2 separate regions of the Homo sapiens genome follow, and region 2 is linked to region 1. The links are chromatin contacts, found by Hi-C or POLR2A ChIA-PET in ENCODE. All regions are on one chromosome and are shown on one strand. The core of a region is the stretch at or near the end of the contact, and the rest is flanking DNA. Distances in the headings are between cores, read along the strand shown.

The links. A loop is a pair of places that touch in the nucleus more often than their neighbours do. ChIA-PET counts read pairs that join two places held with the same protein, here RNA polymerase II (POLR2A). Pooled maps may share reads with other maps.
Region 2: a loop to region 1 is called in a map of Caco-2, with 8 times the contacts of the local background. The contact joins the enhancer-like site here to the promoter of LPIN3 in region 1. A Hi-C loop is called at or near these places in 1 of 168 maps with a recorded cell type or tissue (Caco-2) and 2 of 50 pooled maps. POLR2A ChIA-PET finds 5 or more read pairs at or near these places in 6 of 52 experiments (A673, BJ, Caco-2 and 3 more).

What each region holds. Positions count from the first base shown.
Region 1 is chr20:41,338,385-41,343,169 of GRCh38, forward strand. It overlaps LPIN3 (lipin 3), which reads left to right and starts at 2,437. Exons shown (of 20, transcript NM_022896.3): 1 at 2,437-2,618. RefSeq lists an enhancer at 2,049-2,098 and a silencer at 2,259-2,418.
Region 2 is chr20:41,647,156-41,651,940 of GRCh38, forward strand. No RefSeq gene overlaps it. Among named protein-coding and RNA genes, the nearest start is that of CHD6, 31 kb to the left of the region's middle. RefSeq lists an enhancer at 2,893-3,410. Within about 2 kb of position 2,548, at least 3 of the 41 ENCODE cell types and tissues checked have a DNase peak (open chromatin) inside an H3K27ac peak, as active enhancers do.

The DNA.
Region 1 (4,785 bases), core at 1,187-3,686:
TAGAACAAGTCATACTAGCAGAGGCTGTTCTATCTGCCTTTCTTCTCCTACCCTCATCACCAAATCCCAGATGATTGAGAGTTCCAGAAACGAGCCTGTCAGAAATGCAATTTTTCTTTTTCTTTTTTTTTTTTTTTGAGACAATGTCTTGCTCTGTCACCCAGGGTGGAGTACAGAGGCGCCATCTCAGCTCACTGCAACCTCCACCTCCTCGGTTCAAGTGATTCTCCTGCCTCAGCCTCCTGAGTAGCTGAGACTACAGCTGTGCACCACCATGCCTGGCTAATTTTTTTTTTTTTTGTATTTTTAATAGAGACGGGGGACCGAGCGCAGTGGCTAACGCCTGTAATCCCAACACTTTGGGAGGCTGAGGTGGGTGGATCACGAGGTCAGGAGATCGAGACCATCCTGGCTAACACAGTGAAACCCTGTCTCTACTAAAAATACAAAAAATTAGCTGGGCATGGGGATGGGCCCCTGTAGTCCCAGCTACTCAGGAGGCTGAGGCAGGAGAATGGCGTGAACCCGGAAAGTGGAGCTTGCAGTGAGCAGAGATGGTGCCACTGCACTCCAGCCTGAGTGACAGAGCGAGACTTCATCTCAAAACAAAAACAAAAACAAAAAAACAGAGATGGGGTTTCACCGTGTTGGCCAGGCTGGTCTCCAACTCCTGACCTCAGACGATCCGCCCACCTCTGCCTCCCAAAGTGCTGGGATTGCAGGCGTAAGCCACCTCACCCCAGCCGCAAATGCAATTTCTGCAACAACCTTTATATCAACTTTTTTTCCTCTAACAATGAACAATGAAAACAATTTGTGCTCCATCTTTAAAAATGTGTGACACAAAAATTTTTTAAATAAAAATAAATATGTGATAAACATTCCTGAATGCCTAGTGTGTGCCCTGGCGCTGTGCTCTGCATTTAATTTGGATCAGCAGTTCTCAGCCTTGTTTGTACATTACAACCAACTGGAGAGGTTTTTAAACTCCCAGTATCCGGGGCATCAGTATTCGTCTAGGGCACAGTGATTCTAACACACAGTCAAGGTTGAGAACCACTTATTTAATTCATCCTGTAAATCCTCACAATAGAATCCTGCAAGGTAGCTTTTATCACCACCTTTGCCGATGAAATTGAGGCTCAAAGAGGTAAATTGATTTCGGCATCTGTAGCCCCAACCTGTGACCTCTCCTTCCTTCCTTCTCGGGCTCCCTTCAGGGATTTCCTGATGTTACAGAAAATGGTATGTATGACGCTGCCCTCCTGGCCACCTTGACATAGCTCTGCTCCCAACAGGGCTCTTCTGAGATAGCAGCCAGACACTACCTGGGATCAGGACTGATACTAAATGACTTCTGCCAAAATGAGGACAACTGAGGCCAGTCACTTCCAAACAGGTTCTGTCACCCTGAGTCAGAATAATGGCAGCTACCTCTCCTCCTCACCGCCCAGTCGTTTCTAAGCCTGGCTCGTCGCCGTTGCTGCTCCGCCAAGCCTTTCCTCGGTGCCCTCTCTCTTTTAGAACAAATTACTTCATCTCCAGGCCCTTCTCAGGGCAGCTTCTTTGCAGGGGCCATAGGGCGTCGGAAAGGTCTTTGGTCCAGGAAAGCCGCGAGCCACAGATCCAAGAGGAAAAAGCCGTTCCCGGCCCGGGCCTTGCCCAAGGCACGAGAGTAAATGCACCTTCCGCGTGCCTCGGCGCACCTGGGCTCACCTGTCCCCTCCCGCAGTGCCTGCAGACAGGGAGGGAGCGCGGCTGGGCCAGAAGGCTGATCACCGCCTGCCCCCTGCTGGCCAGTGTCAGTATTGAGCCCGCTGCCGCTCGACCAGAACGTCCCAGGGATGGAATGAAGGTGCGGGCATTTATGGAGCGCCTGCTGTTTGTCAGGCGAGGTACTGATAAGCGCTGGAGTGTAAGGATGTACGTGACCTGCTCTCAGAGTTCAAATTTAAATGAAGAGATATACATTAATCAAGTAGTCATTCAAGCAAATATGAAATTACAACTGTGGGCTATGCGAACAGATGACGCGAGGGGCCTGTCCAGTCTGGGAGATACGGGTGGGTTCAGGAAAAGCTGCCCCCAGGAGGGGACGTTTGAGCGCCAGGAGCCGCGCAAAGTCATTTCATGTCATCTCTAAAATCCTGCAAGGCGGCTTTCCCCCTTGACAAAACAGGAAATGGGATCAAATTGAGGAAGGAATTCACCCAAGATCACACAGCAAGCTGGAAGCAAATCTGGGAGGAGCTAGGTCCGCCCCGTTCCGAAATCCACACTTTTCTGGAGGTGGGGCAGGCGGTGGCACAGGGACTTGGGGCGGGGTCTGGTGGGCGGGGCATGAAGTCTGGCCCCGCCCCCGCCTCCGAGGCCAAAGGGCGCCCTGGGCGGGGATCGGAGCAGGGGCGGGGTCTTTCCAGGGAGTGGAGCCTGGGCAGATTGGGGCCTGTGGAGGCCGCACTAGGATCGTAGAAGGAGTGGAGCCGTGCTCTCACCCTGTCTTAGAGGACCCGGAAGCGCCAAGTGACTGAGGGCCGAAGACACTCACCTGTGGAGCCTGTGCACGTAGGTAGAGGCGGCGGCTCTGAGTCCAGGAGCTCCAGTGGGCAGCTCCCCAGGTAGGGCCCAACTCGGGGGGAGAAGAGATGACCCTCTCCCCTCCCGCCCTGCCCATCTGTCCTGCCATCCTACATTCCTTCCTTCCTGTCCGCGGGCCTGGGTCCACCCCTAGCTGTAAGATGGGGACGCAGGGGTGGAGGGACTGGCCTCATTTTGTCCCTTTTTCCCTGGCCCAGCGGCTGCAGGCCCCCTGGACACCCAGAACGTAGAGTCTGGAGAGGAGACGTCGAAACCTCCCAGGGGAGGCTGGCCCAGCTTTACCCCAGCCTGACTGTGTGACCTTGAGGAGGACAGCCACTTTCTCTGGTACCCAGTGTCCTCAGTTGCAAAACAGTGACTGGCCCTTGCCCTGCTTGCCCTGAGACTGGGCAGATCAGATGCTGTAGCTGCTGGGGGCTGGGGTGGCGCTTTCTCTCTACTGGGGCACTAGGAGTGCTTACTCTCCTGCTCCCTCTGGTCCTCGGTGGAGAGCCACACCCTTCATCCACCCAAACCTGGGAGCCCCGAGGGCTGAGAGCCTAGTCCTAGGGCAGCTTGCTCTGGCTTCCCTGTGCTAGAGTTGTAGTCTAGCCTGGAAGGCCTGTGAACATCCCCAAGGTGGGGTGTGAGGCCTACGTGGAGTGCACATGCTCGTTTTGCAAATAGTGGTGCCACCATTGTGCATGGCCTTGAGTGCCAAGTTAAGAAGTCCAAACTCCGCTGGGCGCGGTGGCTCACGCCTGTAATCCCAGCACTTTGGAGACTGAGGCGGGTGGATCATGAGGTCAGGAGATCGAGACCATCCTAACACGGTGAAACCCCGTCTCCACTAAAAATACAAAAAATTAGCCGGGTGTGGTGGCACACGCCTGTAGTCCCAGCTACTCGGGAGGCTGAGGCAGGAGAATTGCTTGAACCCAGCAGGCGGAGCTTGCAGTGAGCCAAAATCATGCCACCGCACTCCAGTCTGGGTGACAGGGCAAGACTCCATCTCAAAAAAATAAATAAATAAAAGAAGTCCAAACTCTCAACTGCTGGCAGGGGCAGTTCATCAGAGTATGACCTGCAGTGCCCACAGGACCAGCCTGCATGAGTGGGGCTGTCATGATGCTGCTGCTGATAGGTGTACATACAGGTTTTTATTGCATTCCAGGGCTTTACACAAAGTCATTAGTTACTCACACGTGCCTGATGTTATTCCCATTTTGGAGGCTGAGACTGAGGGTCAGAGAGATGAAGTCACTTGCCCATGGTCACAGCTAGCAAATGGCGGAGTGGGGATCAGCACCCAGATAATCTGGTGCCTTTTCTCCTAATGTCCTGTGGCCACCCGTGATCTGGGCATCTGGTTATAAAGTCTTAACCTAGGACAGCTGGAGAAAGGAGGGGCTGGATGAGCAGGAAATTGGGGGAGAAGATTCAGAGGGCTAGGGAGGGAGAGAGGGGTAGTGACTAGTCCTAAGGGGTATTCGGCTTCCTGGGAAGGTGTGAGGAGTGAAGTGGCTGATTTTAGACATGTTAGTTTGTGGGTGGAGGGTGATAGAGGGGAGCCAAGCAGAGCTCTCCTCTGTCTGGAAAAGAACAAGGAGGTAGAGCTGGGTCCTGGGAAAAGGGGGTGCCTAAGGGATAGGTGAAGACAGAGGCGGGCTCACAGAAGGCCCCCAAAATGCTGAGCAGGCAGATGTGGGGGGGCTCACTGGAAGCCCCCAAAATGCTGAGCAGGCAGATGTGGGGGGCTCACAGAAGGCCCCCAAAATGCCGAGCAGGCAGATGTGGGGGACATCCATTGGTGAAGTGGGGGGAACAGAGAGAGGAGAGAATTCTGGACTCCCGTGACATTAGATCTGAGGGAGATGGGTCTAAAAAACTGAGGCCTTGGTTCACAGAAGGGGAAACTGAGGCCAGCCAGTTACTTGCCTGAGAATACTCCAGGGCTGGATCCGAGTAGGACCCCGGGTGCCATCTCTGCTATTCGGCCCTTTCTACTAGATCGTGGTTCTCAGCTGGGGGCAATTTTGTCCCCCAGGAGACATTTAAAAATGTCTGAAGACAATTTGGCTGTCACAACCTGGAGCTGCGGGGGATGAAGTGCTACTGGCATCTAATGGGCAGAGACCAGGGATGCTGCTGAATATCCTACAGTGCACCCACCCACCCCCCAGCAAAGAATTATCTGGCCCCAAAGGA
Region 2 (4,785 bases), core at 1,298-3,797, 310 kb after region 1:
GAGTACAAGACAGTGTCATCAACACAAACAGTAAAGAAAGAAACAGTCCTGTTGATTACATAGAGAGCACGATCAAGATACAAAGCGTTTTCTAGTCGAGAAGACTTCCCTATTGTGTTTTGTGTGATAATATATAATTTATCACACAAATTTAATAATTTAATAAGGAATTAAAATTGTGCATACCTTTTGAACCTTGATATACACATATTACATGCTATTTATTTAAATGCTAAAATCGTTTTATTCTAAACATTAAATAATACTTTAGCAAATATAATTTAAATAATGAGGCAGGTGCTGTCCGCATTCTGTGTCCTCTCAGATCCGTTCCCTGTCCTCCTTCTGCTTTGCTCTGTGCCACAGTGAGACCGACCTCCCAGCCTCCTTTCTTGGGCTCCTCTGCCAGCTGGGTTACAGCTAGCTTGAACATGGGAGGCAAGAGATGGGAGGACAGGAAGAAAGGAGACCCCCAGGTGTTTCTCCCCGCCTCTGCCACAGGTGGCATCTTCAGCAGTTGCTGCATCTTCTTCTTGACTCCAGCTCTCATCAGATGTGCTTACCATGGTCCCAGTTTGCTCCAGTGACCCTAAACCCTGAGCACCAGTAACATCACCTCCTTTTGTCCTTACAGCCTAGGGCTGGTAGGGGTTTCTGCTATTGCTAAGCTCTGAGTTGCTTCACCATCTTCAGTTTGGCTTATCAGCTCTTCTGTCACTTGGAAACCCAAATCTCAGCATTAAATTGCCTGTTTTCAATACTTTGAATGGTTCTGTTTTCCATTCTGTTGAACCCTGCCTCATAAATGCAGTGTTATTTAAAAGGGATCACGGATGGAGGATTTTTGTTATTTAAACTGAGAATGGCCACTTTCTGAAAGAAGGTGCAAGGAATCAGAAGCCAAAGTTTGCCTGGATCTTGTAGGAATATGGCGGGGGGCGGGGGTTGGGGGAGGATCTTGAGCTTCCTGGCTTTAAAATTAACAGCTTTGGGGAAAGGATACCCAGGTGGCAGAGAACGATGGTGAAAGGGCCATCCCTATCCAGTAGTACTCTTTGGTGTCTAAGAGACAGACTTAGGCTAACTTAAGCAAAAAGGGATTTATTGGAAGACTATAAGAAAAGTCACAGAATTGTAAAGAAAGCTGAATAGGTCAGCTTTTGGAAAGAGGAAAAAGGGCATCTCAGGGATCTAGGGAGTAGGAATTAGCAGTCCTTTTAGGAAGCTTGGATGGAGTAGCTGTACTATAAGGTCATCACTTTCATTCCTGGATCATTCTGCTCAAGATTCAAAATCCAGAGAGGGAAAGGGTCCAATGGGTTCAGCATAAATTAAGTGCTTGCTATTGCCCAGGGGAGAGCAGGACCCCGAGGTTATGTGCAATGCAGGCAGAGATTCCCCCCAAAGAAAGAACAGCTTGAAAACTGTGCTATTTGCACCCTGGGCCTACCATAAAAATCAGAAGTAGGGAATGAAGAAATGGCCCAAGGCAAGTAGAATAATCTTCCTCTACAGCCAAGAAACTAGCCAAGAACCCAAATGGTGGTTAATCTAAGGATCCAGTGGCTATACCTTGAGACACTGGCTGGGGCCCAGATGATCCATGTGGACTTGCTTCCACTTTTGTGCCAAAGACAGCTCTGCCTGCCCCCAAGTAACTTGGGACCCAACAGGACTAAACCAGTCAATTCTGGGGATGGATGAGATGGGGATGCAGTGGGGGGGACAGATCCTCAGACAGGAGGCCAAAGCGTAGGACAGGGATAGAACCTACTCACTTTGTTCTTAGGGTATGTTAGAGGATAACATTTGTTTGTACTCAGAGCTCTTTAGCAAAGAGTTATTTAACATGCGATGTCATTGTCCCTGAAAGCCACACTCAAGAAGCACCCAAGGGCCCTGGTCAATAAAAAAAAATCTTATCTTCACTCTCTATGGTGGAATTGTTGGGCGAAAGCAATGACAGCATGAAAGGGATTACGAATGTTTTACTGGGATCAAGTGGGTATCAGCTGTGCCCACACATGGGGGTATGGCATGTCTGGGTATGTCTGTATTGAGCTTGCCAACCAGACATCAGTTTGCATAAGGGCTTCTTGGGAGAAAACTCACCCTTAACCAAAAGGAAACCAGAGAACAAGCTAACCTAGTAAATGGGGCCCTCGTCTTGGGCAATTCTAGTTCAAAGAGGAGACTTCCATTCAGATTTGTGTTCAGTAGGCACATGTCTGAATCTTAAGGTGGTGGTGGAGGAGGGAGACAGAGAGGGGAGACACACACACACACACACACACAGAGAGAGACAGAGAGAGAGAGAGAGAGAGAAAGGGGAGGGATATAATAAATTCTGAAATTTGAAAAATGAAAACATGCTATAAGTGGGAAAATTGGAAGAGTTGCCACACTAGATACTTGGTCAAGCCCTGCCTTCAAGCAGTTCAGCTGTGGATCTGTCATTGATTCTCAAGGCCTGGCATCTTGTGTATCTCAGCATTTTTGGCAGTGTCTGGAAGAAGAGAGCATAACTGAGCAGATGCAGCTGTGCTCACTGGAGCGTGGGTGGAGCCAAAGAAGAATATACCTGCAAAGCTTTCAGGATCACCTCCCAGGCTTGTAAATACGTGGGCCCCTGAATTATCTGTTGTGAGGCTGTTATCTAGAAGCAGGGGTTTGGGGTTTGAAGCTAGGGTCGAGAACCATCAGAATACAAAGTACTGGAGAAAGAACATTCCAGGCAGAGGGAATGGCAGGGCATGGAGATCTTAATAGCCTGAATACGTCTTGTAGTACAGGCCCAGTTACTCTCATTTGAAAAATGTCTAGCCATCTTCATCTCGGTGGTGAATCTGCAGTGGAACTACCTTGGCTGGTACTTGCATCCATGTTAAAGAAGCCCAGTTTTTTAAAGGCTGAGTATGTGGTTCAACCTGGGGGCCGGCTGGCCTCTCTCCCTCCTTCTGAATGCTTCCCTTCCTTCCTTTGTCTGTGTCCCTTTCTCTTTCCCTCATCAGTCCTTTTCTTCTGTAAGACCAGTGCTTTGCAGTAGCTACCTTCAGGAAAGCTGATGGTTCATGCCTTCCAGGAGAGAAAGTTCACAAATTGCAACATGGTTTTGTTTTTGTTTTTTGTTTTAAAGCTGAGCAGCAGGATCACAGAACCTGCAGGTTTGCTGTCTGCTCAGCAGGACAAAGAGAGCAGAGAGAGGAACATGAAAACCAAGCGGACCAGAAGAAAGGAAAACATGAAGGAGGCTCATTTAAAGGGGGAGGAGACTTTGCTTAAGATGCTGGCTTGGGGGAGGGTGACTGCACCAAACATGTGCTGTTTCCAGGGTCCAGATGGTGTCATTTGCCCTGCAAAACAAGTAATAGACAACATGATTTTGATGCTCAGAAATAAATCTGTGAGTAAGTCATTTGGGGGAAATGATGCCCATGGCTGTTATACTCACAACAGAAGAGATTCAACTACATTTGAAAACAACTGCCCTGCCTTGCTGGCCTCTAGTTCATTTAAATGCTGTATTTACATTGTTACCAGCTGTATTTGCACAGCTAGAACTTCCACCTGCTTGATAATTTACTTAAGGTACATATTGTATTTACATGATATAGACCAGAGTAGGGAAACTGGTCATACCTGTTTGGGGCTGGAAAGAGCAGCAGCTCATCTGAAATTTTCATCTTGGCAGACCCACTGCCTTTGCTATAGGTGCTGGCACATAGTAAATACTGTATAATAATAATAATAATAATAATAATAATAATAATAATAATAATAGTTAACTCTCATGGAATGCTTTAAGGTATGGAGAGTTTCTATAACTTACCCACAGTTAAACAGCTATTCATGTACTAAAGCCAGCATCTGAACCCAGGCTGGATCTGGATGTTTTAGTACTGGTTGTTCTTCAGCATAAAGACCCCTGCTTCAAGATGGCAGATTGAACAAGTGCAATTGATTACTAACCCTCTCTTCCAAAACCCTACAAAAACAACACTGCAAGAAATTGTAAAATGTTTAAATGTACGAAGATAAAGAGTGTGGGAGAGCAGACATATCCCTATCCCTAAGCAGCAATACAATTTTAGAAGCTGGAAAGCACATGAATGAATGGTGGCTGACTTCGCAGACCCAGAAAGCTGAATCCTAAACTGGCAGTGAGAAAAGCCAAGAAACAGCAACCTGATTTCATGGCAGAAACTCCCCAAGGCTCAGGAATTAGTGGCACCAGATGGGGCTGAAACAGGAAGATTGGTTCAAAGTCTGATATGCAGATTCCTAGATCCTTTCTTCAACCCCAGCAGAAGATTGCATGTTTATTTTCTTGTGGAGGTAAAAGAGGGCTTCTGAATCGGGGGTGCCAGGTACAATTGAGGGCTGGGATATTCCCTGATAATAGTAGGGAAATCAGATTTAAATTTGCATACTGACTGTGAGATTCCCACCATTTTCTTCTCTTCTCTCACAACTGCTAGAATGCTTGTAACCAGAATTATTACCCTTGAGGCAGGAGAGTGGGAGACACTTTTCTCTGGGAAATATGACCAGCCTGAGAAGGCGGACCTCACAAATGGATCCAGGAGGATCACCAAACAGTGAAGCCCATAGACCACATGCCCAAGCCAAGTGCAAAGAGCTTTTGATTGGGTTTTTAATGCTTTACTCTTAAGCATGACCAGGCAACCTAAACACTTAAACCTAAGCCTAACCCAAACATCGAATTATCCAAGCAACTATTACAGAGCAAAAGGGGCTTTCTGCCTGATGCACTAGAAGCCATTA